Linked DNA regions of Homo sapiens: all the other regions are linked to region 2. Evidence: chromatin loops called from intact Hi-C (ENCODE). Cell type or tissue: endothelial cell of umbilical vein. All regions are shown on one strand. Region 1 overlaps LOC105371901 (a long non-coding RNA gene). Region 2 overlaps SEC14L1 (SEC14 like lipid binding 1). Region 3 has its middle 21 kb from the start of MIR6516.

The links. Peaks named below come from ENCODE experiments on the same cell type or tissue, not always from the same donor. Only the 100,000 strongest peaks of a DNase experiment are listed, where the experiment ranks them.
Region 1: it touches region 2 in a loop (9-fold over the local background); 2 of 110 quality-filtered maps call a loop at or near these places.
Region 3: it touches region 2 in a loop (7-fold over the local background); 5 of 110 quality-filtered maps call a loop at or near these places.

Annotation. Positions count from the first base shown.
Region 1 is chr17:77,121,018-77,129,017 of GRCh38, forward strand. It overlaps LOC105371901 (a long non-coding RNA gene), which reads right to left. Exons shown (of 5, transcript XR_934988.3): 3 at 4,673-4,800; 4 at 3,663-3,821; 5 at 2,730-3,038. It also overlaps a transcript of SEC14L1 not described here. Among named protein-coding and RNA genes, the nearest start is that of SEC14L1, 16 kb to the right of the region's middle. RefSeq lists enhancers at 2,962-3,735, 6,723-6,772. In endothelial cell of umbilical vein, no CTCF peak of the experiment used is centred here; DNase peaks (open chromatin) are centred at 1,004, 1,684, 3,404, 4,604 and 2 weaker places; H3K27ac peaks cover 7,657 bases.
Region 2 is chr17:77,202,332-77,210,331 of GRCh38, forward strand. SEC14L1 (SEC14 like lipid binding 1) reads left to right here. Exons shown (of 17, transcript NM_001143998.2): 10 at 1,239-1,327; 11 at 2,945-3,015; 12 at 3,898-4,069; 13 at 4,397-4,531; 14 at 7,011-7,145. Among named protein-coding and RNA genes, the nearest start is that of LACAT1, 47 kb to the right of the region's middle. In endothelial cell of umbilical vein, no CTCF peak of the experiment used is centred here; DNase peaks (open chromatin) are centred at 4,430 and 6,300; H3K27ac peaks cover 6,404 bases.
Region 3 is chr17:77,106,827-77,114,826 of GRCh38, forward strand. It overlaps a transcript of SEC14L1 not described here. Among named protein-coding and RNA genes, the nearest start is that of MIR6516, 21 kb to the left of the region's middle. RefSeq lists enhancers at 1-602, 716-1,045. In endothelial cell of umbilical vein, no CTCF peak of the experiment used is centred here; a DNase peak (open chromatin) is centred at 3,295; H3K27ac peaks cover 6,531 bases.

The sequences.
Region 1 (8,000 bases), 81 kb before region 2:
GCTGCCTAATCCGGGTGAGGTGGCAGCTCCATCGGTGAGATGGTTCTTCAGTGTGATCCTGAGAGTTGGTTGTCCCTGGAAGCCTGCCTAGTGCCTGTATTGCTGGCCCTCCTGCCAGTTACATGAGCTCTCTCTATCTCTTCCTAAAGCCCTTCTGGCTTGAATTGGCTAGGCTGGATCCTGTTGTCTGCAGCTAAGAACATCCTGGCTACTGCCGACAAAGCAAAGACAACAGCGGGCAGGGAAAAGAGATGTGGAGAAGTGGTAGGAGAGGCAGAAAGAGATTCGGGAAGTTGGCAAATATTTTGAATAATGGCCACTATTTATTGAGGCCATATCATGTGCACTATCTTTTTTTTGAGACAGAGTCTTCCTCTGTCACCCAGGCTGGAGTGCAGTGGCACTATCTCGGCTCACTGTAACCTCTGCCTCCCAGGTTCAAGCGATTCTCCTGCCTCAGCCTCCCAAGTAGCTGGGATTACAGGCACGTGCCACCATGCCCGGCTAATTTTTGTATTTTCAGTAGAGACAGGGTTTCACCATGTTGGCCAGGATGATCTCAATCTCCTGACCTCGTGATCCACCCACCTCGGCCTCCCAAAGTGCTGGGATTACAGGCGTGAGCCACCGCACCCGGCCCATGTGCACTATCTTTAACCCTCACCACTCTGTTAGGCATTATTCCCATTTTACAGATGAGGAAACGGGCTCAGAATGGTTAAGGAGCCTGCCCAATGCCACACAGCCTTTAACGGTGAATCAGGAGCTGGGACTCCAATCCTTTGTGCTCAAAGCCTAGGCTCTCCCTAGTTTGTTACTTTGTCCAGGCCAACGCTGCCTGCAGAAAAGAGTGGACCCTCCTTTCCCCATTCTTTCTGCTCCTCTTGTCTTCCAACTCTCAGGGCCCAGACATTCAGCTAAGCCTGAGGAACACCACAGTTTGCTCATCTGGGCTTAAAAGGCTGTGTAAACATGCATTAGTCAGCAGCAGCCCACACACTGGAAAACATTGATATACTGGGGCAAACATTCCCAGAATAGATGACAAACTACCGAGTCCACCACTCAGGGGATGGGATTCCAGGAGCTATTTGCTTTCTGCCTTCAACAATTGTGCTATTTGAATTTTTTACACACAGTAGGTGGATTGCTTCTGTTATCACATCATATATTGCAATTAGTGACACCAAATCAGTTGTTTAAGAGAGAAGGGCAGGCAAGAAAACATAAATTGTGATTATCATTGGATAGTGAGATTATCATTAATTTTTATTTTCTTCTTCATCTTCTTTTTTTTTTTTTTGAGACAGCGTCTCACTCTGTCACCCAGGCTCAGTGCAGTGGCACAATCTTGGCTCACTGTAGCCTCAACTTTCCGAGCTCAAGTGATCCTCCTGCCTCAGCCTCCTGAGTAGCTGGGACTACAGGTGTACACCACCACATCCAGCTACTTTTTTTATTTTTTGTAAAAACAGGATCTCACTCTGTTGCCCAGGCTGGTCTTGAACTCTTGGGTAACATAGGAGCAATCTTCCTGCCTTTGCCTCCCAAAGTGTTGGGATTACAGGCATGAAGCACCATCCCCACCCTATTTTCTTCCTTTGGCATTTCTGCATTAGACATATTTCTAAGATGACCGTGTGCTCTCGTTGCTTGTAGCTGCCACGAACAGATAACCCTGACTCACCCTGGGTTGTGCCATGAGGACACTGATAAGAACACACAACTGCAAGGCAGAAGGAGGGCCTGGGCCTGGCCAGAGCAGCAACGCCACCCAAGGCCACCCAAGGCAGAGATGCTCTTTCTGCCTCTCCTCTCTGCAGTCCCCGTGTCTCCTCCATCACAGGTTGCATCCCCTCATGGGTACCGCATGTCTGCAGCAGCCTGAGAATCACACAGCATCCAGACAGAGAATCACACAGCATCCAGACAGAGAATCACACAGCATCCAGACAGAGAATCACACAGCATCCAGACACAGAAACAGGGGCTTTCTTTTCTGGTGTCTCCTTTTTTGTTGTTTTGTTTTTTTGTTTTTGTTTTTTTTTTTTGAGATGGAGTCTCACTCTATTGCCATGCTGGAGTGCAGTGGCACGATCTCGGCTCACTGAAACCTCCGCCTCCCTGCTTCAAGCGATCCTTCTGCCTCAGCCTCCCGAGTAGCTGGGACTACAGGTGCTCGCCACCATGCCCAGCTAATTTTTTGTATTTTTAGTAGAGATGGGGATTCACCATGTTGGCCAGGATGGTCTTGATCTCTTGACCTCATGATCCACCTGCCTCGGCCTCCCAAAGTGCTGGGATTACAGGCATGAGCCACTGTGCCCAGCTGGTGTCTCCTTTTTAAGACTGTGGGAACCCTTCCAGAACCCCCTGAAGTGGGTCCCAGGCCCACTCTTTTTTTTTTTTTTTGAGACAGAGCATCACTGTGTTGCCCAGGCTGGAGTGCGGTGGCGAGATCTTGGCTCGCTGCAACCTCCGCCTTCTGGGTTCAAGCGATTCTCCCACCTCAGCCTCCTACGTAGCTGGGACCACAGGCACACATCACCAAATCTGGCTATTTTCTTTGTTTTTTTTTTGTAGAGACAGAGGTCTCACCATGTTGCCCAGGTCTCGAACTCCTGGGCTCAAGCGATCTGCCCACCTTGGCCTCCCAAAGTGTTGGGATTACAGGCGAGAGCCACCACACCCAGCCACCCAGGCCCACTCTTAAGTCAGTCCCTGGCAGGGGGGATGTGTTAGAATCAGGTCCACCTGCTGGCCAGGCAGGGGCCAGCTTCCCCGGCTTGTGGAGTGGGGTGGACACCTGGACAAAGTTGGGGCCTTGGGAAGGAAGATGTAGCGAAACGGATGCCATGTAGACGGTCTGTGTGTCCTCTATGGCAGATTATTTTATAATTTTAAAATTTTCATTGATATAAAAACATTTAAAAAATTATGCTTGCTGTGTTTCGAAGCCCTGTTGAGGACTTTGGCAGGAGCCACGTCGATGGGTTCCTCTATGAAAGCTTCTGCTCCTTGTGGACGATAATCTCAGCCTGCACACAAATAAAAACCATGTCTTGGCCAGGGGTGGTGGCTCACACCTATTATCCTAACACTTTGGGAGGCCAAGGCAGGTGGATCACTTGAGCCCAGGAGTTCGAGACCAGCCTTGGCAACATGGCAAGACACTGTCTCTACAAAAAATATGAAAAGTAGCCAGGCGTGGTGGCGTGCGCCTATAGTCTCAGCTACTTGGGGGGCTGAGGGGGGAGGATCATTTGCGCCCAGGAGGTCGCGTCTGCAGTGAGCTGTGATCATGCCACTGCATTCCAGCCAGGGTGACAAAGCAAGATTCCGTCTCAAAACAAAAACAAAAACCGGAAACCACGTCTTGTTTCTGCTTCAGGATATTGTTCTCTGGGAACGTCAGGAACCAAACAGGTCCCACAAGCCCCACACTTCCTTAGCTGTGTATCACTGGGTCACGGGAGGTAGGCTGCTGAACTGGGGCCCCTGTCTTGGCTAATAACATCCCTTTTTTCAGCTGTGGTGGTTCAAAATTACGTTTTGTTCTTTGCTGTGAAAAGCGCTAAGCTTTTATCAGACATTATTTGATGTAGACCTAAATATTTAAAGGCTTGGCCAAGATAAATGAAATGATCTTAAAGGTGACTCACATTCCAGCATTGCAAAGTTGAGGGTTGGAGTGAGTGAGGCCATTGGAGGCAGCTCAGGTTTACTGAGTCCATATATTTTCTCAGTGTTCCTTTCAGCAGGTTGGAACTGGCTGCAGGAGAAATCACTGATCCCTTTCAGCATGTCGTACAGTCGCTTAACTGTTTAAAGCAAGTGACACAGAAATTAAGGTGGGGGATCTGATGTCTTCCATCAGAGAATAAGCTTTATCTTATATTGAGATCCAAATTGCCCTAGCAGCCTTGGCTGCTAGAACATAAGAATAAGTGGATTTACTATTATTATTATTATTATTATTATTTTTATTATTATTATATATTTTTTGAGGTAGAGTCTCGCTTTGTTGCTCAGGCTGGAGTGCAGTGGCACAATCTTGGCTCACTGCAACCTCTGCCTCCCGGGTTCAAGCGATTCTCCTGCCTCAGCCTCCCAAGCAGCTGGGACTACAGGCGCCCGCCCGGCTAATTTTTCTATTTTTAGTAGAGACTGGGTTTTGCCATGTTGGCCAGGCCGGTCTCGAACTCCTGACCTCAAATGATCTGCCCGCCTCGGCCTCCCAAAGTGCTGGGATTACAGGCATGAGCCACCTTGCCCGGACAGAATAAGTGGATTTAAAGAAAGAAAAGAAAAAGAAAAAAAAACTCTTCTTATTATTTTCACCAATGATGCACACCTTTTGATTCACTCAGCATTCTAAAATTTTAGCTTAGTCCTTAGATTCTGAAGTTGCAGGTTTTTTTTTTTTTCCTTTCCCCTATTATGTCATGCACATGACACTCAGGAGCTATGCTATAAATCACAGAACAATAAACGGATAGAGGAATAAATGGAACATTAAGAATCATCCAGGTTATTTGTACTTGCTATTTAAAGAATGCATGAGTCAAACCAATTCAACTGCTATACCGGGACCATATGGAAATATTTTGGAGCTGAATGTGTCCGTGGTTTGCCTGCTCAGTAGGATGTCCCAGGACACACAGGCACCTACCTCTGCTAGGCTTTCACTCGGGGCCTTCCTGTGCTGGAGGCCCCTGGCCATCCCACGTGCCTTATGTGCTTGCCACCAATAGGCTTTTCACCGTGACACCAGGATGTACAAATCTTGAAACTGGTGACCTGGAAGGAAGAACAAAAAGCCAAAGAACTGTGAGTTCAACAGAAGGAATGGGGCCGGGCGGGGTGGCTCACACCTGTAATCCCAACACTTTGGGAGGCCCAGGCAGGCAAATCACCAGAGGTCAGGAGTTTGAGACCATCCTGGCCAACATGGCAAAACCCCATCTCTACAAAAATATAAAAATTAGCTGTGTATGGTGGCGCATGCCTGTAATCCCAGCTACTTGGAAGGCTGAGGCAGGAGAATCGCTGGAACCCAGGAGGTAAAGGTTGCAGTGAGCTGAGATCGCACCACTGCACTCCATCCTGGGTGACAGAGCGAGACTCCGTCTCAAAAAAAAGAAGGAATGGGAGTGCGATAGGAAGAGCTCTGTGAACACTGGAGTCAGACTGTTGGGTTTGGATTCTCTGCTCTGAAAGTCACTTATCCTCTCTGTATCTTGGTGTCCCCATCTGCGAAATGGGCTGTGATGAAGATCATCGTGATGCTTGTGAAGTGCCTAGCACAGGGCCTGGGCCTGATACAACTGGTAGAAAATAGAGGGAACTGTGTTCGTTCTTCAAGGAAACTGTAACTGAATTCAATAGGGTGCTGAATTTAGGCATCACATGGGGAGGCAGGAACCATGAACTGGCTCCTAAGTTCTGAATGATCGGTAGGGGTTAAACACGCAGAACTCTTTGTGCCTCGGTCTCCCTGATATGGAATAATAAACTCAGGTTGCCAGAATCATAGCGGTTCCTTGCATGCTCCTGGAATTGCTAAGAGGCTGGTTCCCAGAGAAGCCCTCTGTGTGCCCGAGTGTGCCATGTGAGCCAGGTCAAGCTCTTCTCCAGGTGCACGGGAACCTTGGAACAAGGCCAGCCCTGCCAAGGACAGCAACATCCTTTGTTCTCTGGCTTTCTCAAAGCCCAGAGTCTACAACGTGATGAGCAAGCCAGCCTTGCCCTTCCCTTGGCATTATTTGCTTTGTGGGCAATGGTGATGGGTGGGTCAGGCAGGAGTGGGCACCCTCGGGGTCCAGGAGGCTGACTCTGTGGGGTGCAGGCACCTTTTTCACTGCTCTGGGCTTGACGAGGCTGATACCACTGCCGGGAGAGTGAGCAGGGGCGCCTCCCTTCCCTCCAACAGGGATTTCTTTTTTTTCTCTCTCTCTTTTTTTTAATTTTTATTTATTTTTTTTCTTTTTCTCTTTATTTCTTCTTTTAAAAAAAAGGGATACATGTGCAGAATGTGCAGGTTTGTTATATAGGGGTACACGTGCCATAGTGGTTTGCTGCACCTACTGACACGTCCTCTTAAGTTCCCTCCCCTCACCCCTCACCCCCAACCAACAGACCCCAGTGTGTGATGGTCCCCTCTCTGTGTCCATGTGTTCTCATTGTTCAACTCCCACTTATGAGTGAGAACATGCGGTGTATGGTTTTCTGTTCCTGGGTTAGTTTTCTGAGGATGATGGCTTCCAGCTTCATCCATGTCCCTGCAAAGGACATGAACTCATTCCTTTTTATGGTTTCAAGGGGTCTGTTTTCTTTTCTTTTCTTTTTTTGAGATGGAGTCTCGCCCTGTCACCCAGGCTGGAGTGCAGTGGCGCGATCTCAGCTCACTGCAACCTCGGCCCCTTGGGTTCAAGCAATTCTCCTGCCTCAGCTTCCCAAGTAGCCAGGATTATAAGCACCCACCACCACGCCTGGCTAATTTTTGTATTTTTAGTAGAAATGGGGTTTCACCATGTTGGCCAGGCTGGTCTCGAACTTCCGACCACAGGTAATCCACCTGCCTCAGCCTCCCAAAGTGCTGGGATTACAGGCGTAAGCCACCACGCCTGGCCAAGGGGTTTTTTTTCTAACCAGCTGTAGAGGGTTGAATGTGGGTCCCCAAAAGATGTGTCCAAGTCCTAACCCCTGGTACCTGTGAAGGCGATTTCATTTGTAAAACAGTGTCTTTGCAGATGTCAGTAAGTTAAGGAACTTGAGATGAGATCATCGTGGATTTAGGGTCTACGATGATCTCATTTTGGTGGCTTTATAAGAGAAAGGAGAGAGATTTGAGACACACAAGGGAGAAGGTGGAAGTGGAGACTAGCGAGAGGTGGCCGCAAGCCAAGGAACACCCAGGGCAACCAGCAGCCGGAAGAAGCCAGAACAGACCTTCCCAGAGCTGCAGGAGGGAGCACAGCTCTGCCGACACTTTGATTTCACCTCCAGAGCTTACGGCCTCCAGAACAGTGAGAGAATGAGTTTCTGTTGCCCTCAGCCACCAGTTCGTGGTAATTTCTTGGAACAGTGCGTCAACCATGGGTGCTTCCTGAGCCTTGTGTGGTGAAAAGTTCAGAGCCGTACCTTGTATACCCGGGGGTATGGAGGAAGGTCACACAGGCTCTTGGTTTTGCGTCAGCGTGGTTGTTCCTTCCTGGGGCACACCAGTTCTCCCCGCTAATGTCTAGTAGGCAGCTGGGGGTCACCTCTTAGCACCAGCACGGCGCCTGACCAGAGGCCACAGGGGTGGGCGGGGGTGCAGAGCTGGCAGATGCAGTGCCTTTTAGGACAAGTTATGCATTCACACTTGAGCATTTTATTTTATTTTATTTTATTTTATTTTATTTTATTTTATTTTATTTTATTTTATTTTATTTTATTATGTTTTTTTTTTTTTTCTGAGACATAGTCTCGTTCTGTCGCCCAGTCTGGAGTGCAGTGGCACTGTCTTGGCTCACTGCAACCTCTGCTTCTCGGGTTCAAGTGATTCTCCTGCCTCAGCCTCCTGAGTAGCTGGGATTACAGGCACATGCCACCAGGCCTGGCTAATTTTTGTATTTTTAGTAGAGATGGGGTTTCATTGGCCAGGCTGGTCTTGAACTCATGACCTCAGGTGATCCACCTGCCTCGGCCTCCCAAAGTGCTGGGATTACAGATGTGATTCACCGCGCCTGGCCACGCTTGGGCATTTTAAAGTAGAGTGAGCTTTCTGAACGTGAAGGGGTGATAGAGACTGTTGTGCCCAACTAAGCCAGATGACCATCTCCCCATGCACCCCTAGCCCCTTGGAGTCCATTTAGCTTATGTAGCTCATAATTATAGACAATGGTTTGCCAAGAAATTCCTTTGTATTTTTTTCAGCCTGTCTGTGCCAAGAGCCGTACAAATGAGCATTGGTCTTTTAATCATATTTTCATGTTGGTCTTTTGAACAATTTTCAT
Region 2 (8,000 bases):
AAGGAGGCTGGGCGCGGTGGCTCACACCTGTAATCCCAGCACTTTGGGAGGCTGAAGCGGGTGGATCACCTGAGATCAGGAGTTCAAGACCATCCTGGCCAGCATGGTGAAACCCCGTCTCTACTAAAAATACAAAAATTAGCTGGGCGTGGTGGCACACACCTGTAGTCCCAGCTATTCGGGAGGCTGAGGCAGGAGAATCGCTTGAACCTGGGAGGCGGAGGTTGCAGTGAGCCGAGATCGTGCCAGTGCACTCCAGCCTGGCGACAGAGCAAGACTTCGTCTCAAATAAAAAACAAAAAAGGAGGCCCAGCACAGTGGCTCACGCCTATAATCCTAGAAGTTTGGGAGGCGGAGGCAGGCGGATTGCCTGAGCTCAGGATTTTGAGACCAGCCTGGGCAACACGGTGAAACCCTGTCTCTAGTAAAATACAAAAAATTAGCCGGGCATGGCAGCGTGCGCCTGTAGTTCCAGCTACTTGGGAGGCTGAGGCAGGAGAATTGCTTGAACCTGCAGGCAGAGGTTGCAGTGAGCTGAGATCGTGCCACTGCACTCCAGCTTGGGTGACAGGGAGAGACTCTCTCTCTAAAAAAAATAAAAAAATAAAAAAAAAAAAAAAACAGAGTAGAGCCAACACAGGCTGCTTGGTGGGGTTTTAAGGATTTTTAGAATGTTCTCATTTGTCTTGGTCCTTAGAGTGGGAATTGAGGGAAGCTGGCTTTTAAAAAGCTTTCATTCAGTTTTTAGTAATCTATGACATGAAAAAAAATGATTTTCTAAGAAAGAAAATTTTAAAAGTACTCTGTAGTCATAGAAAAAGTGTCTGGATAGTTTGATGTTCCCTTGCCGTTGAAAATCAGAGCTCTTGGGCAGCCCCAGTTGTTCAAAGTGAGCCCAGCTTATGGGCAGTTGTTCAGACTGAGCCCAGCACTTATGCAGCTCGAGCTGAGTGAGTCCCAGCCGGATTCCCCTCATCCCGGCACAGCCTTCTATTTCCAGGACCCTGCACAGCTACCCTGTCAGTTGGTTTTTATTTTTCTCGCTTACAGCTTTTTGGGGTAAATATTGGACACACACCCCCTATCACACAAATCAGTTGCCACTTCTAAGAATCAGAAAGACTTTTAAGCGCCCCTAGAACACAGGCGAACACATATTCCTGTTAAGGGTCTTAGAGTTGTATCCTCAGTTTCAACTGGGATGGTGCTGACAACTCATTCCTTCCCCTCCTCTGCAGATGGGCGGCCCCTCTACGTGCTCAGGCTGGGGCAGATGGACACCAAAGGCTTGGTGAGAGCGCTCGGGGAGGAAGCCCTGCTGAGATACGTAAGTGCGCGGCTGCGAGACTCCAGGTGCCACTGTGGCGTCACTTTTTTTCTCTGCCAGTAGGATTGGGGTGTTAACCAGCCTGTTAGAACAAACATGAATTGCTTATGTAGTTAGGACTGAAAATATATTAATATCGTCTTAAAATTTCAAAAGGAGACACAGAAGTTATAAAAGTGTTTCTCACAGTGGAAGCGTCAGTGAGGCAGTCAGGGTCTCCCCCGAGATGCCTGTGTAGCAGCAGTTTGAGTCTTTTCATTCACTCCCATGTGGAATTGCCCTCTCTTGGGACGCCACTCACAGCAGACCTCTTGATAGCATTCTTTCCACTGGCCCTTCGTTAACGCGAGCTCTTGGCGTCTTTCTCCAGACCCTCCTGAATGCCTGCTGACCCATCATCTCGCTGACTCCAGCCAGGCCCCGCTCCACTGCTGCCGCCATTGGCAGCTGTGCTTCCCCCTCCCAGAGAAGAAGATGGTCCTTCAATTTGAAAACAAACAGAAACTTAAAAGACGTATTTATAGCCCCATTATCCTGAAATACGCATTTTTGGCTTTATTTTTTATTATGTTTTTTGAGACGGAGTTTCACTCTTGTTACCCAGGCTGGAGTGCAATGGTGTGATCTTGGCTCACTGCAACCTCCACCTCCCAGGTTCGAGTGATTCTCCTGCCTCAACCTCCTGAGTAGCTGGGATTTCAGGCACCCGCCACCATGCCCAGCTAATTTTTTCATATTTTTACTAGAGACGGGGTTTCACCATGTTGGTCAGGCTGGTCTCGAACTCCTGATCTCAGGTGATCCTCCCGCCTTGGCCTCCCGAAGTGCTGGAATTACAGGCTTGAGCCACCCTGCCCAGCCAGCTTTTTTTTTTTTTTTTTTTTTTTTTTTAAAGAGACATCGTCTTACTCTGTTGCTGAGGCTGGGGTACAGTGTACAGTGTCTATTCGTGGGTGTCATCACGACTCACTGCAGCTTCAAACTGCTGTCCTCAAGCAGTCCTCCCACCTCGGCCTCCTGAGTAGCTGGGACTACAAGCACCACCACTGAGCCTGGCTCACTGTTGGCATTCCCTTGTGTATTGTGTTAGTCTGCCCCCACCGCTATGTGTGTTTATATATCCCCACATGCACACGTTCACACATAAAGATAGGGATGGACTTTATCTACAGGGGAGGGGTTTATTAACCTAAAGCAAAGGATCGCTTGAGCCATGCCTTACATCTGTTCTCAGGCTGCCTTTTCTCTTGGCGGGCACATGTGGTATCAGAGTGTTCTCACACTCACAGACATTCATCTCCTGTTCCCATGCACTTGTTCTGAAGACAGAGCCCCAGAGCCAGGCCCCTGCTCATCTGGGGATACCTCTGTGCTTCACTTTGGATAGCCGTTACCTTTGCCACACATGACAGTGTTTATTCTCTTTCAAAAGTAGAATTTATTTGTTGGTGGTGATGTGTTTAGCGCATGTGAATGTGTAAGAAAATCTCCATAGGTGACTTTTTTGATTTACATGCTTATCTGTAATACGCTGTTAGTGTCCCTCTTCCATAGCTGGACGCGGTAGTTTTAGCCTTAAACTAATCATGGTAAATTTTCATGCCCTTTTGTATGTAGGTTCTCTCCATAAATGAAGAAGGGCTAAGGCGATGCGAAGAGAATACAAAAGTCTTTGGTCGGCCTATCAGGTAGATGTGGGATTTTGTTTTTCCTTTCAACTTACTGAGAAAACGAATTAAATATTTCTAGTTGATTTTTGGAATTAAAATCTACTTATTATTTTCCAAGGTGCTCTAAAAGGTAGACAAGAAGTGAACATGTAATATGCCAGTGACGAGGGACAGACAGTTAGTGTTTTTTGACCCCAGGCATTGCTGTGACGTCAGCCAGAGTGGGTTGGCCTGTCTGCTTAGTCTGTGCGGGCCGCAGGAGCCCAGGGCTGCAGATCGTTTGCTTGTTTTTGCCTCCCCTCCCCACCCAGATGACTCTGTGTTCTTAAACCAAGCTCTAAGTTACAGTAAAGAGTTCTGAAAATGTTTAGTGATTCAGAGGTTGACATTGATAAGGGTGTAGATGGTTCACTGGGATGTAAGTTCCATGAGAACAGGGTTTTTGAGGGCCTTTTGCTGACTGCTGTATTCTCAGCTCCTGGGACAGTGCTTGCCTCTCTCTCTGTTGAAGCATAGCCCACTGCAGTTCAGATGCAATATGTGTTAAAATACCAGCTGTGTGCCCTGTTGATGGCAGGTTGGGGGGTGGTTTAGCACGTCGAGGACAGCACACTGTGGCTTTGCTTGCCGGCTCACTGAGCATATCTGAGAGAGCTTTTCGTGCATTATCAGTCAGCCTTAATTGCAGTTTCAGGCCTTGGTCCTACCACACTGATCCTGTGTGTTTTGTACAAGTAGATATAAACAGGGTTCATAGCACTATACATAGCACTATAATTTAAAAAAATTGATTATGATGTATTTGGAAATAGCTATAAATGACCAAAAAGGAAGAAAATAAGACACAGTTTGCTAAGTGTGCTGTCTGTTGAATGAAACACATCTCTGCACAACCTGCAGCTCATGGACCTGCCTGGTGGACTTGGAAGGGCTGAACATGCGCCACTTGTGGAGACCTGGTGTGAAAGCGCTGCTGCGGATCATCGAGGTGGTGGAGGCCAACTACCCTGAGACACTGGGCCGCCTTCTCATCCTGCGGGCGCCCAGGGTATTTCCTGTGCTCTGGACGCTGGTGGGTTGAGATGCTTTTTGCAGTAACTGTGAGCCATTTGGAAAGCAGATAACATGCATTCATATACACGTGTCTGTGACCTAAAGTCTTAACTTCTTAGGAAAAAAAACAATAACATGCAAAGATATAAAATTTCTCAAATTGTTTAAGAAAGGGGAAAAACAAAATGTGAGTGTCCTAATGCCATGCAAATAGACTTTACAGAAGAAGTATATAAACTTGAATGTCTTCCCCCCACCCTCCCACTCAGAATACCACATTGTCATTTTAATCTTGGACACTCAGGCAGCAGAGAAATATGACTGCATGGTCTTCTCCTCCTCACAGGTTAGTCCGTTCATTGATGACAACACCAGAAGGAAGTTCCTCATTTATGCAGGAAATGACTACCAGGGTCCTGGAGGCCTGCTGGATTACATCGACAAAGAGATTATTCCAGATTTCCTGAGTGGGGAGTGCATGGTATGTCCTGAGGCGAGGAACTGCACATTTGGCCCCTTATGCAGGTGGGAGAGGTCGGTGTCGATTTGCACAAATGATTTTCAGAACTTCCAGTTGTTTGGATGTTTTGTTTTTGTTTTGTTTCTTTTGGCCGCCATTTCTCTGATCCAGGGTTAAGCTAAAGAGAACCATTGAAGTAATTGTTGATACTGTACATTTCTTCATTGTTAAATACGAATGAGAATTCGTAGAATCAAATACGATTGCAGCTTGCTTTGATTCACACGGCTTTGTGTGAATCAGATCTTTAAACAATTTTAGAGGAGCTGTCATATTTTCTAAAATACTGTTAAAAAATTGAATCAGTTCTCAAAATTTCCCACCCGCCCCTCCCCGTCCTTTTTTTTATGGAGACAGGGTCCGGCTCTGTCACCCAGGCTGGAGTGCAGTGGTGCGATCACAGCTCAGCAGCCTGACTTGGTGGGCTCAGGTGATCCTCCCACCTCAGCCACCCAAGTAGCTGGGACTGTAGGCGTGCACCACCATACCCAGCGAATTTTTTGTAGAGGCAGAGTCTCACTATTTTGCCCCAGACTGGATGACATTTTTGGTTTTTTTTTTTCTTCTTGAGATGGAGTCTTGCTCTGTTGCACAGGCTGGAGTGCAGTGGTGCAATCTCAGCTCACTGCAGCCTCCGCCTCCCAGATTCAAGCGATTCTTCAGTCTCAGCCTCTGGAGTAACTGGGATTACAGGCATGCGCCACTACCCACAGCTAATTGTTTTATTTTTAGTAGAGATGGGGTTTCACCATGTCAGCCAGGCTGGTCTCAAACTCCTGACCTCAAGTAATCCGCCCACCTCGGCCTTCCAAAGTGCCGGGATTACAGGCATGAGCCACCATGCCTGGCCTGGATAACATTTTTAAAGTAAAAAAACGAAGGGAAGTGGTTCTCAACATACGTTTGGGGTTTTTAATATACTGAGTTGCTGGGTAATGAAGCAGAGGCCTCCACTTCTATATCCTGTACTCAGAGAAGCTCAGAACCTTGGGGTCCTTATAGGCTTCTAGCCCATGGTGCACAGTTGTGTCTTGGGAGCATTACGGAAGCCAGAGCCTCTAGAAGTCCCAGTGACTTGTTCCATGGCACACGGCGGTGGCTGAACTCAGCAGGGAGTGAAGCTCCTTTTCAGAAGGGCTCTCTAGTCATCCTTCATATGAAAAGTTACCCGTTTGGAATGTGTACCCACTGGGTTTGACTCAGGTATTTAGCTAATGAATTGGACATTCAGGGGACTTTGGACTTTCTGAATGGTTAGAGAAATTTAGAAAACAAATGAATTTAGCTTTCACTTCATCAGTTCCACTTTAAGGAAATTACAGGCATCATCACAGTACAATGCAAAGAGCAAGTAAGTTACAGTAAAGGTTATAGGACCAGAATTTAGCAAGCGCCTATGAGGTTAAACCGCAGGCTCAGGTTCGTAGAAACCTCTGAACTCCTTTCATGATATGAGCTAGCCATCCCGTGTTGTTGCTGCTTCCAATTATGACACGAAGAATTGAGCTGGAGCCCAAGGAGACCTGCCTCACCGCGTTGTGCCTGTTTGTCACATGCCGACCTCCGTAGTGTGTTTGCGGTGCTGAGCGTCTTTGTGGTTAATTGAACTGTCCAAAAACTTGGGCCTTCTAAGGCTTCTTCACCTCTCTCCTGAGCTGCTGTTGAGGCTGATTGTTGAAAGGAGGTTGTTCCCTCCTGCTCTCTGGTGGCCGGAGGTTACTAACCAGCGGGCAGTCTGGTATTTTTCCACCACGACATCACTGCTTTGACACTTATGCTGTACTGCAGGCTGAAGACTGAAATGTTTATTTTCTATGTAGTTGCTTCCCAAGGCTAATAGAACGAGGACTTCGATTTTATGAACTTTAGTGTGGAGTCATTGTGTCAAGGTCAATTAGGAGATTTATGTTATGTACAAGTTCTAATTCAACTTGTTTCAGGCAAATTCAAAAGAAGTTCTTCATTAGTTTTTGGCTGGTGTTATAGACCAGTCATTTGACTTTAGACAGAAAACATTATTCATTGATTCTGTATCTTCACTATAATTCCCTATCATAAAAATAATGCCTGTGGCTATTGAGAGCAAAACTCTTTTCTTAAAGTAATACTTTTCCTTTACAGGGCAATATAAATACCCCTAATGCTTATATGAGTCAGCTTTAGTAACTGGGTGCAGTGCCTCACGCATTTTAGTAGGAATTCTGTGGTACATCAGCTTCAACTTGTTCCCGTTTATGCAGAGTAAAACACATGTATTTAAGTGGTTTTTAAAAACATATTGCTCAGTAGTGCAGAGTGTTTTACGACCCTGCCAGTGTTTTCCATTTTCTCAGCAACCTCCAGAAGTTGAGTGCAGGGGGATAGTGCTGGCCGGTGTGTCTGGGTTTCGTGGGGTTGGTTTGTGTTTGCACAGGTTTCACTGCTGTGTTTCTTCTTCCAGTGCGAAGTGCCAGAGGGTGGACTGGTCCCCAAATCTCTGTACCGGACTGCAGAGGAGCTGGAGAACGAAGACCTGAAGCTCTGGACTGAGACCATCTACCAGTCTGCAAGCGTCTTCAAAGGAGCCCCACATGAGGTACGTCCTCCGCCTTCCTGCACCTGGGCCGGCCCTTCCTCCGCAGAGGGCCTGGCCCTCGCAGGGCTTCCTGGCAGCCTTTCATTCAGAACAGTCCACTCGTTTTTCTGCTCTTTGTCTTTAGGCTTTTGTTGACACTCGATATTTAGTTTCAGTAAATGTCAACGTCGAAGAATGGGTCTCTCTCAGAATAGAAACTAGCTGTGCTTGATCAGAGTGCCTGGAAAGGAAATTGGATCTCTTGACCTCCATTTTACTAAAGCCACCAAACACAGAGATAGGAATAGCTAATCTTTCCTTGTTGGAGCACTTAACTCCTGAATTTAGTTTATTTCATGGTTATATTGAACAAGTTTCATGTGCTACTTTTTCTTTTTTTTTTTCTAGACAGAGTTTTGCTCTGTTGCCCAGGCTGGAGTACACTGGCATGATCTCAACTCACTGCAACCTCCGCCTTATGGGTTCAAGCAATTCTCCTGCCTCAGCCTCCCAAGTAGCTGGGATTACAGGCACCCGCCACCACGCCTGGCTAATTTTTGTATTTTTAGTAAAGGTGGGGTTTCACCATGTTGGCCAGGCTGGTCTCGAACACCTGACCTCAGGTGATCCACCTGCCTTGGCCTCCCAAAGTGCTGGGATTACAGGTGTGAGCCACTGTACCTGGCCCGTTTGCTACTTTTTCTTGGCTGGGTTTTGGTTATTTATAGATATCTTGGGGATTTTCCGATTTCTGTAAGTCTAATGGAGCAAGGAGGGTGTTCCTGTATTCCTTTTTTGCTGTCACTTTTGGTAGAGAAGCAAGGGCGTTCCGTGTTCCTGTGCATGCCATATGTCTGTCCTGTAGCATCACGAGTG
Region 3 (8,000 bases), 96 kb before region 2:
ACCCTTTCTCAAAAAAAATAAAAAAGAAAAATTATTTGGTTCTCAGGAGAGAAATAGGCTGCGTTCTCCTTCTCCAGCCCCGGGCTTTTCTTTGCTGTTCACCTTGCTGACTCCCCATGAATGCTTGTATCCGGCCACCAGGGTGGCATTTTGCAGAAAAGCAGTAATTTGCATATCACCTAAAAGAGTTCACACATCCCCCATGGGGTGTAATATACCATCAAGGATCACTTAAGTACTGGAGAGAAGCAGCTGATCAATGAAGAGCTTTAATGACTTGAGAGTCTGGGGCAGGGGAGAATCTAATTTATTCAGCCAACCACCGTGGACCCACAGGGGAAAGAACAAAGAGCCACAAACAAAAACTCACTTCCACTTCAGGACCACTTAGCCCACGCCAGGCTCCGGGCTCCGGGGTCCAGGCTCCAGGCACCAGGCTCTGGGTATTTAATCCTCAGAACAGTTTCTGAGACTGGCATCCTTATCTCCACTTTAAAGACAGGGATGGAGGCTCAGGGACGATCACTTGCCAAGGTCACACAGCTATTGAGCGCTGGGTAGGAACGAAAAGAAAGAGTCTCCTTCGTGTAGTTTCAAACTAATGAAAAATGGAAAAAAATTCAAAAGTATTTTCAGTAAACAAAAAATCTATTATATATTTCTATTCTATGTTATGCTAGTTAATGAAGACATAGATGAAAAGGAGAGAGGGGGAGAGAGATTGAGAAAGTCCAAGAAAACAGGAAAGAGAAATGAGATACAGGAGTCCGTAGACCAGGTCAGAAGATCCCCACCCACAACGGTGGATGGCAGAATAAACCGCAACCTCCTCACACACCGAGGGGCTTGGGGGATTCCCGGTGACGTAAAGGTGCCCTCCTTGACTTTCTTGCAACAACAGCAAAGGCTTCTCCACAGTGGCGTTCTAAAGGTTTCCCACGCGCTGACGGCTGAGTTGGTTTTCAAGCTTTACTTGGAGCTTGCTGACACTATCACAGATGCCTGAAAGTCCCTTTGAGAAAGGAGCCATGCTGGCTGGTTTTAGCCCACAGTCTCTGAACACAATTTGGTATTGACTTTTTATTTATTTATTTAAAAACAGAGACGGGGTCTCACTATGTTGCCCAGGCTGGTCTCAAACTCCTGGGCTCCAGCGATCCTCTCACCTCCGCCTCCCAAAGTGTTAAAATTACAGGTGTGAGCCACTGCTCCCAGCCAGTATAAATGTTTGTGTCAGTTTTCAGCCCCCTGTTCCATGCCCCCCCATACCATGCGCACGCACACACACACGGACTTAGATTCTCCCCATTTGAGCAGCTTTCCTCCAGCTGTTTGGGCGAGTGTGCAGTGCTGCCATATAAATGTGCTCAATAAAGCCCATGGTGATGACTCATCTCGGCACTATCTGAGCTCCACTTTCCCCATCCAGAGTCCCGAGTTTCTGCATTAAACGTGGTCGTCATAACCCAGTTCTGTCCGGCAGGAAGCCCTTGCTACAGACCTGGGTCCAGTGTGTCTCCTCTGGACAGTTGGGAGGTGGCAGCCCTATGGTTCGTGTGGGTTCTTCCCACAGGTAACTGAAACAGAGGGCCAGAGGGATGGGACCCCAGCATAGAATATGAATGTATAGGCCAGGTGTGGTGGCTCACGCCTGTAATCCCAGCACTTTGGGAGCAGAGGCGGGCAGATGGCTTGAGGTCAGGAGTTTGAGACCAGCTTGGGCAACATGGCGAAACCCTGTCTCTACTAAAAATACAAAAATATTAGCCAGTCATGGTGGTGCATGCCTGTAGTCTGGGCTACTCAGGAGGCTGAGGCAGGAGGATCGCTTGAACCTGGGAGGCGGAAGTTGCAGTGAGCCAAGATCATGCCACTGCATTCCAGTGTGGCCGACAGAGCCAGGCTCTGTCTCAAAAAAAAAGAAACAGCTGACATGTATATATACATTCATCTCTGTCTCCAAAAAAAAAAAAAAAAAAGAATGTATATGTCATCTGTTTCTTTTTTTTTTTTTGAGACAGAGTTTGGTTCTGTCACCCAGGCTGAACTGCAGTGGCTTGATCTCAGCTCACTGCAACCTCTGCCTCCCGGTTTCAAGCGAGTCTTCTGGCTCAGCCTCCCAAGTAGCTGGGATTACAGGTGCCAGCCACCACACCAGCTAATTTTTGTATTTTTAGTAGAGATGGGGTTTCACCATGTTGGTCAGGCTGGACTCAAACTTCTGACCTCAGGTGATCATCCTGCCTTGGCCTCCCAAAGTGCTGGGATTACAGGCGTGAGCCACCGCACCCAGCCTGGGGTTTGGCTTTATAGACTAAGGGCTGAAGAAAGCAGAAACAGAACAAAAAGCATATTGGTCATTTCAAAGTTAAATTCTTTGTAAGGCAGGAAGAGATACAGGACAATACAAAGACAACAAGAAAAAGATAACCAGTCACAGTTACATCTCTTTTTTCTTATAGAGATGATATCTTGCTATGTTGCCCAGGCTGGTCTCAAACTCCCAGCCTCACGTGATCCTCCTGCCTGGGCCTCCCAAAGTGCTGGGATCATAGGCGTGGGTCACAGAGCCCACCAAGTTACTGTTTGTTGTAAGGGTTAAAACAGAGGGAACTTCATTAGCATGCTGACTTGAGACTGAAACTGGCCTCCTTGGGAAATTAGGCTGCTATTTCTCTCGCCTGATTTCTTGGGAAGTCAGATAACAACTCAGTGTTGGTTTGCTGAGCACGGGTGACTCCATTTTGATTTTTGTCTGGTCTTTTGGGGCCTAGTGCAGGAGTTTAGTCCAAAACAAGGGCCTCCTATGATTTTTGTTTAACACTCTGAAAGAGAACGAACTGAAACTAACTGTTCAAAGGTATATTTTCTCTTTGCTTTCTGTAGCTTTTATTGTTTAATGCTCAGCCTTGGAAGGATATGCCGTTCCATATGTTCTAAAAGGAACAAAACAGTCTACCAGTACTTAGCATCTACTCATTTCCAGCCACTAGAGTCCCCAGCCTCACCACAGTTTAGCAGACTGTTAGCTGTTACATTAACTAAATGCGTAAAATGCTGATATCCTAATATGCCTCTTTTTTTGAAAATAGCATCATAATTCATCATAATTTGTAGGCTCGCAAACATTTTCTTGGAATCCACTGGACTCCCCCATGCTTTTTAATTCCGTACTTTCTGTGCAAGCAACACAATAGTTGGAACTGACTTCAGGCCAACTGCTTCCTTTTAACTTTTGTCATGTTACCCAGAATAGAGGCATGGAGTTGTTTACCCGGTTTTCATTGAGGAACATTCTTTGTCTTCCAAGGAATACATAAGAAGCCTTCCTGTCTCAGAACACCAAGCTCTGAAAGGTGACTTTTCTGCTCGAGTAATTACACTGGTTGACTGAGCTCCGGAAAGGAAACGCATTCTTGGTTGCAGAGAGAGGAAGTGGCTTGCATTGTTGGACAAAAAGAAAAATGATTGTTTCCTAGGGTCACTGTCCTCAGCCTCCCTTTAGAGAGCCTGGATCTTGCAGCCATCAGTTATGGAAGTGGCTCTGGGAATAACTTTGCCCTGGGTGATGATTGTTGATGAAAAGAGTCGAAGTGTATAAAATATTTGAAGAGATTTATTCTGAGCCAAATATGAGTGACCATGGCCAGAGACACAGCCCTCAGGAGGTCCTGAGAACATTTGCCCATGGTGGTCAGGACGCAGCTTGGTTTAAACATTTTAGAGAGGTATGAGACATCAATCAAATACATTTAAGAAATACATTGGGGCTGGCTGGGCGCGGTGGCTCATGCCTATAATCCCAGCACTTTGGGAGGCTGAGGTGGGTGGATCATGAGGTCAGGAGATTGAGACCATCCTGGCTAACAGGGTGAAACCCCATCTCTACTAAAAAAAAATACAAAAAATTAACTGGGCGTGTTGGCAGGCACCTGTAGTCCCAGCTACTCGGGAGGCTGAGGCAGGAGAATGGTGTGAACCCGGGAGTTTGCAGTGAGCCAAGATTGTGCCACTGCACTCCAGCTTGGGCGACAGAGTGAGACTCTGTCTCAAAAAAAAAAAAAAAAAAAAAAGAAATACATTGGGGCTGGGCACAGTGGCTCACTCCTGTAATCCCAGCACTTTGGGAGGCCGAGGCAGGAGGATCACTTGAGGTCAAGAATTTGAGACCAGCCTTGCCAACATGGTGAAACCTCATCTCTGCAAAAATACAAAAATTAGCCGGGTATGGTGGCAGGCACCCGTAATCCCAGCTACTCGGGAAGCTGAGGCAGAAGGATCGCTTGAACCCAGGAGGCAGAGGTTGGAGTGAGCCGAGGTTGTGCCATTGCACTGGGTGACAGAGCGAGACTCTGTCTCAAAAAGAAAAAAAAAAAAAAAAAATACATGTGTGTGGTCCAGAAAGGCGGGACAACTCAAAGCCGGGGGTGGGATTCCGGGCTATACGTGAATTTAAAGATTTTTTGGTTGACAATTTTTTGGCTGAGTTTGTCTAAAGACGTGGGATTGATAGAAAGGGAATGTTGAGGTTAAGATAAAAGATTGTGGAGACCAAAGTTCTTTTGAAGTGTTTTTTTTTTTTTTGAGACAGAGTCTCGCTTTGTCGCCCAGGTTGGAGTGCAGTGGGGCAAAAGCCACAGACACTCAAGGCCAGCCAGTGCAAGCAGCCGGCAGCCGGGAGGGGGGCTGAACCCCAAAAAGCCACAGGGATGGAGCTGCCCAAGGCCATGGGAGCCCACCTCTTGCATCAGTGTGACCTGGATGTGAGACATGGAGTCAAAGGGGATCATTTGGAACTTTAAGGTTTAATGACTGCCCTATTAGATTTTGGACTTGCATGGGGCCTGTAGCCCCTTTGTTTTACCCAATTTCTTCCGTGTAGAGTGGGTATATTTACCCAATGCCTGAACCCCCATTGTATGTAGGAAGTAATTAAGTTGCTTTCAATTTTACAGGCTCATAGGAGGAAGGGACTTGCCTTGTCTCAGATGAGACTTTGGACTTGGACTTTTGGGTTAATGCTGGAATAAGCTAAGACTTTGGGAGACAGTTAGAAAGGCATGATTGTGTTTTGAAATGTGAGGACATGAGATTTGGGAGGGGCCAGGGGCAGAATGATACAGTTTGTCCGTGTCCCCCACCCAAATCTCATCTTGAATTATAGTTTCCATAATTCCCAAGTGTCCTGGGAGGAACCCGGTGGGAGGTAACTGAATCATGGGAGCAGTTACTGCCAGGCTGTTCTCGTGTTAGTGAGTGAGTTCTCAGGAGATCTGATGGTTTTATAAGGGCCCTTTCCCCGCTTTGCTCAGCACTTCTCCTTCCTACTGCCCTGTGAAGAAAGTGCCTTTCTTCCCCTTTGCCTTCCACCATGATTGTAAGTTTCCTGAGACTTTCCTAGCCATGCAGGACTGTGAGTCCATTAAACCTCTTTACTTATAAATTAGCCAGTCTCGGGTCTCTCTTCATAGCAGTGTGAGAACAGACTAATGCAGGGGGGCTATTATGTTGCCAATCACAGGTATATAATAAAAAGTTAAGAATTATAATTTCTAAGTGGTAGGATTTCCCTTAATCCTTTTCTCTTATCTATATTTTCAGAAGTTTTCCCAGGAATACACATACTGCTTTTGAAATGAGAAGAATGAAATCTCATTTATAGTCTATATTGACGTCTTTGCAATGTTCATTAATCCACCTCTCAGGACAGCCCTGAGAAGTGCATACTGTTCCTGAACAGTTAACAGTTACAAAGATGAATTGAAAAGTATTTAGGCGGCCAGGCGTGGTGGCTCACACCTGTAATCCCAGCACTTTGGGAGGCCGAGGTGGGTGGATCACGAGGTCAGGAGATCGAGACCATCCTGGCTAACACGGTGAAACCCCATCTCTACTAAAAATACAAAAAAATATGGTGGGCACCTGTAGTCCCAGCTACTTGGGAGGCTGAGGCAGGAGAATGGTGTGAACCTGGGAGGTGGAGCTTGCAGTGAGCCAAGATCGCGCCACTGCATTCCAGCCTGGGCGACAGAGCGAGACTCAAAAAAAAAAAAGAGTACTTAGGCATAATGGGTCATGCCTGTACTTCTAGCACTTTGGGAGGCCGAGGTGGAAGGATCACTTAAGACCAGGAGTTCGAGACCAGCCTAGGCAGCAAAGCAAGACTCTTTCTCTACAAAAAAATTAATCAGGCATAGTGACATGTGCCTGTAGTCCTAGCTACTTCGGAGGCTGAGGTAGGAGGATCACTTGAGCCCAAGAGGTTGAGGCTGCACTGAGCCAAGATCGTACCACTTCACTCCAGCCCAGACATTAGAGCAAGACCTTGTCTCGAAAAACAAAAAAAAGAAAGAAAAGAAAAATAATGCTTTTTACTAGGATTTTTACAATATGTGAAACGAATTCTATCTTGAGAACAGAGTATTGGTATTGCCAGTAATATTTTAAAGTTCTTTTGCTTCCAAAAAGGAAGGTCACCTTCCCTGTCTATAAGAAGTCAGTGCCACCTTGGCCCACAGAACCTCAGATTCTCACCTCTGCCTTCCCAGCCAGCCTTCCCTTCTTGGGCACTTTTCTGGGACACAGGCTGAATGCACCCAAAAATGCATCAGCAGGCTTGATAAAGAACGAGTTAAGGCTGGGCTCAGTGGCTCACACCTGTAATCTCAGCACTTTGGGAGGCCGAGGCAGGTGGATCACCTGAGTTCAGCAGTTCTAGACCAGCCTGGCCAACATGGTGAAACCCTGTCTCTACTAAAAATATAAAAAAATTAGCCAGGTGTGGTAGCACATGCCTGTAGACCCAGCTATTCAAAAGGCTGAGGCACGAGAATTGCTTGAACCCAGGAAGCAGAGGTTGCTATGAGCCGAAATTGCGCCACTGCACTCCAGCCTGGGTGACAGAGTGAGACTCTGTCTCAAAAAGAAAAGAAAAGAAAAAGTTGAAACACCAACCAAGGTAAGTTCATCTCCCTTCTAAGCCACCCATGAGACACTGCTGGGGTGAAGAAGTCACTGTCTGTGGCAAAAACCATTTAGATGAGAAGTGGACACCCTTAAAGCTTCCGCTTCCCTCTGCAGTACAGCAAAGAGTTAAGCATGATAGGTTAGTTTCTATTATTCCCACCTTGTGCAGAGATTCAATGTCCCCTACCCTACTCACAGGCCTAAAATGCTCCCCAGGCACAGCCTTCTGGTCCCAGGAGAGAGATCCCGGCTGCTAAATGCGGGTGCAAATAAAATCAGCAAAGGGCGCCCTGGATGTGAAGGAGGTGTGGGTGTCAGCCTGCAATCCCCACCTGCAGCAAGATCATTTTTATAAAACCCTTTGTTTGGCCACCTGGATATCTGTGACAAATGATCCCAGGAGCCACTGCCTTCCCTCCACCCCACCACATGATTCAAAAGGCAGGCACTGGCTGGGCAAGGTGGCTCACGCCTGTAATCCCAGCACTTTGGGAGGCCAAGGTGGGCAGATCATGAGGTCAGGAGTTCGAGACCAGCCTGACCAACATGGTGAAAATCCTGTCTCTACCAAAAATACAAAAATTAGCTGGGCATGGTGGCGATCACCTGAAATCCCAGCCACTCAGGAGGCTGAGGCAGGAGAATCGCTTGAACCTGGGAGGCGGAGGTTGCAGTGAGCCGAGATCGCGCCACTGCACTCCAGCCTAGGTGACAGAGCTAGACTCCATCCCAAAACAAACAAACAAAAAAGGCAGGCACTGGCCAGGCACAGTAGCTCACTCCTGTAATCCCAGCACTTTGGGAGGCCAAGGCGGGCAGATCACCTAAGGTCGGGAGTTCGAGACCAGCCTGGCCAACATGGTGAAACCCCGTCTCTACTAAAAATACAAAAATTAGCTGGGCATGGTGGCGCATGCCTGTAGTCCCAGCTACTTGGGAGGCTGAGGCAGGAGAATTGCTTGAACCCAGGAGGTGGAGGTTGCAGTGAGCCGAGATTGCGCCATTGCACTCCAGCCTGGGCGACAAGAGCAAAA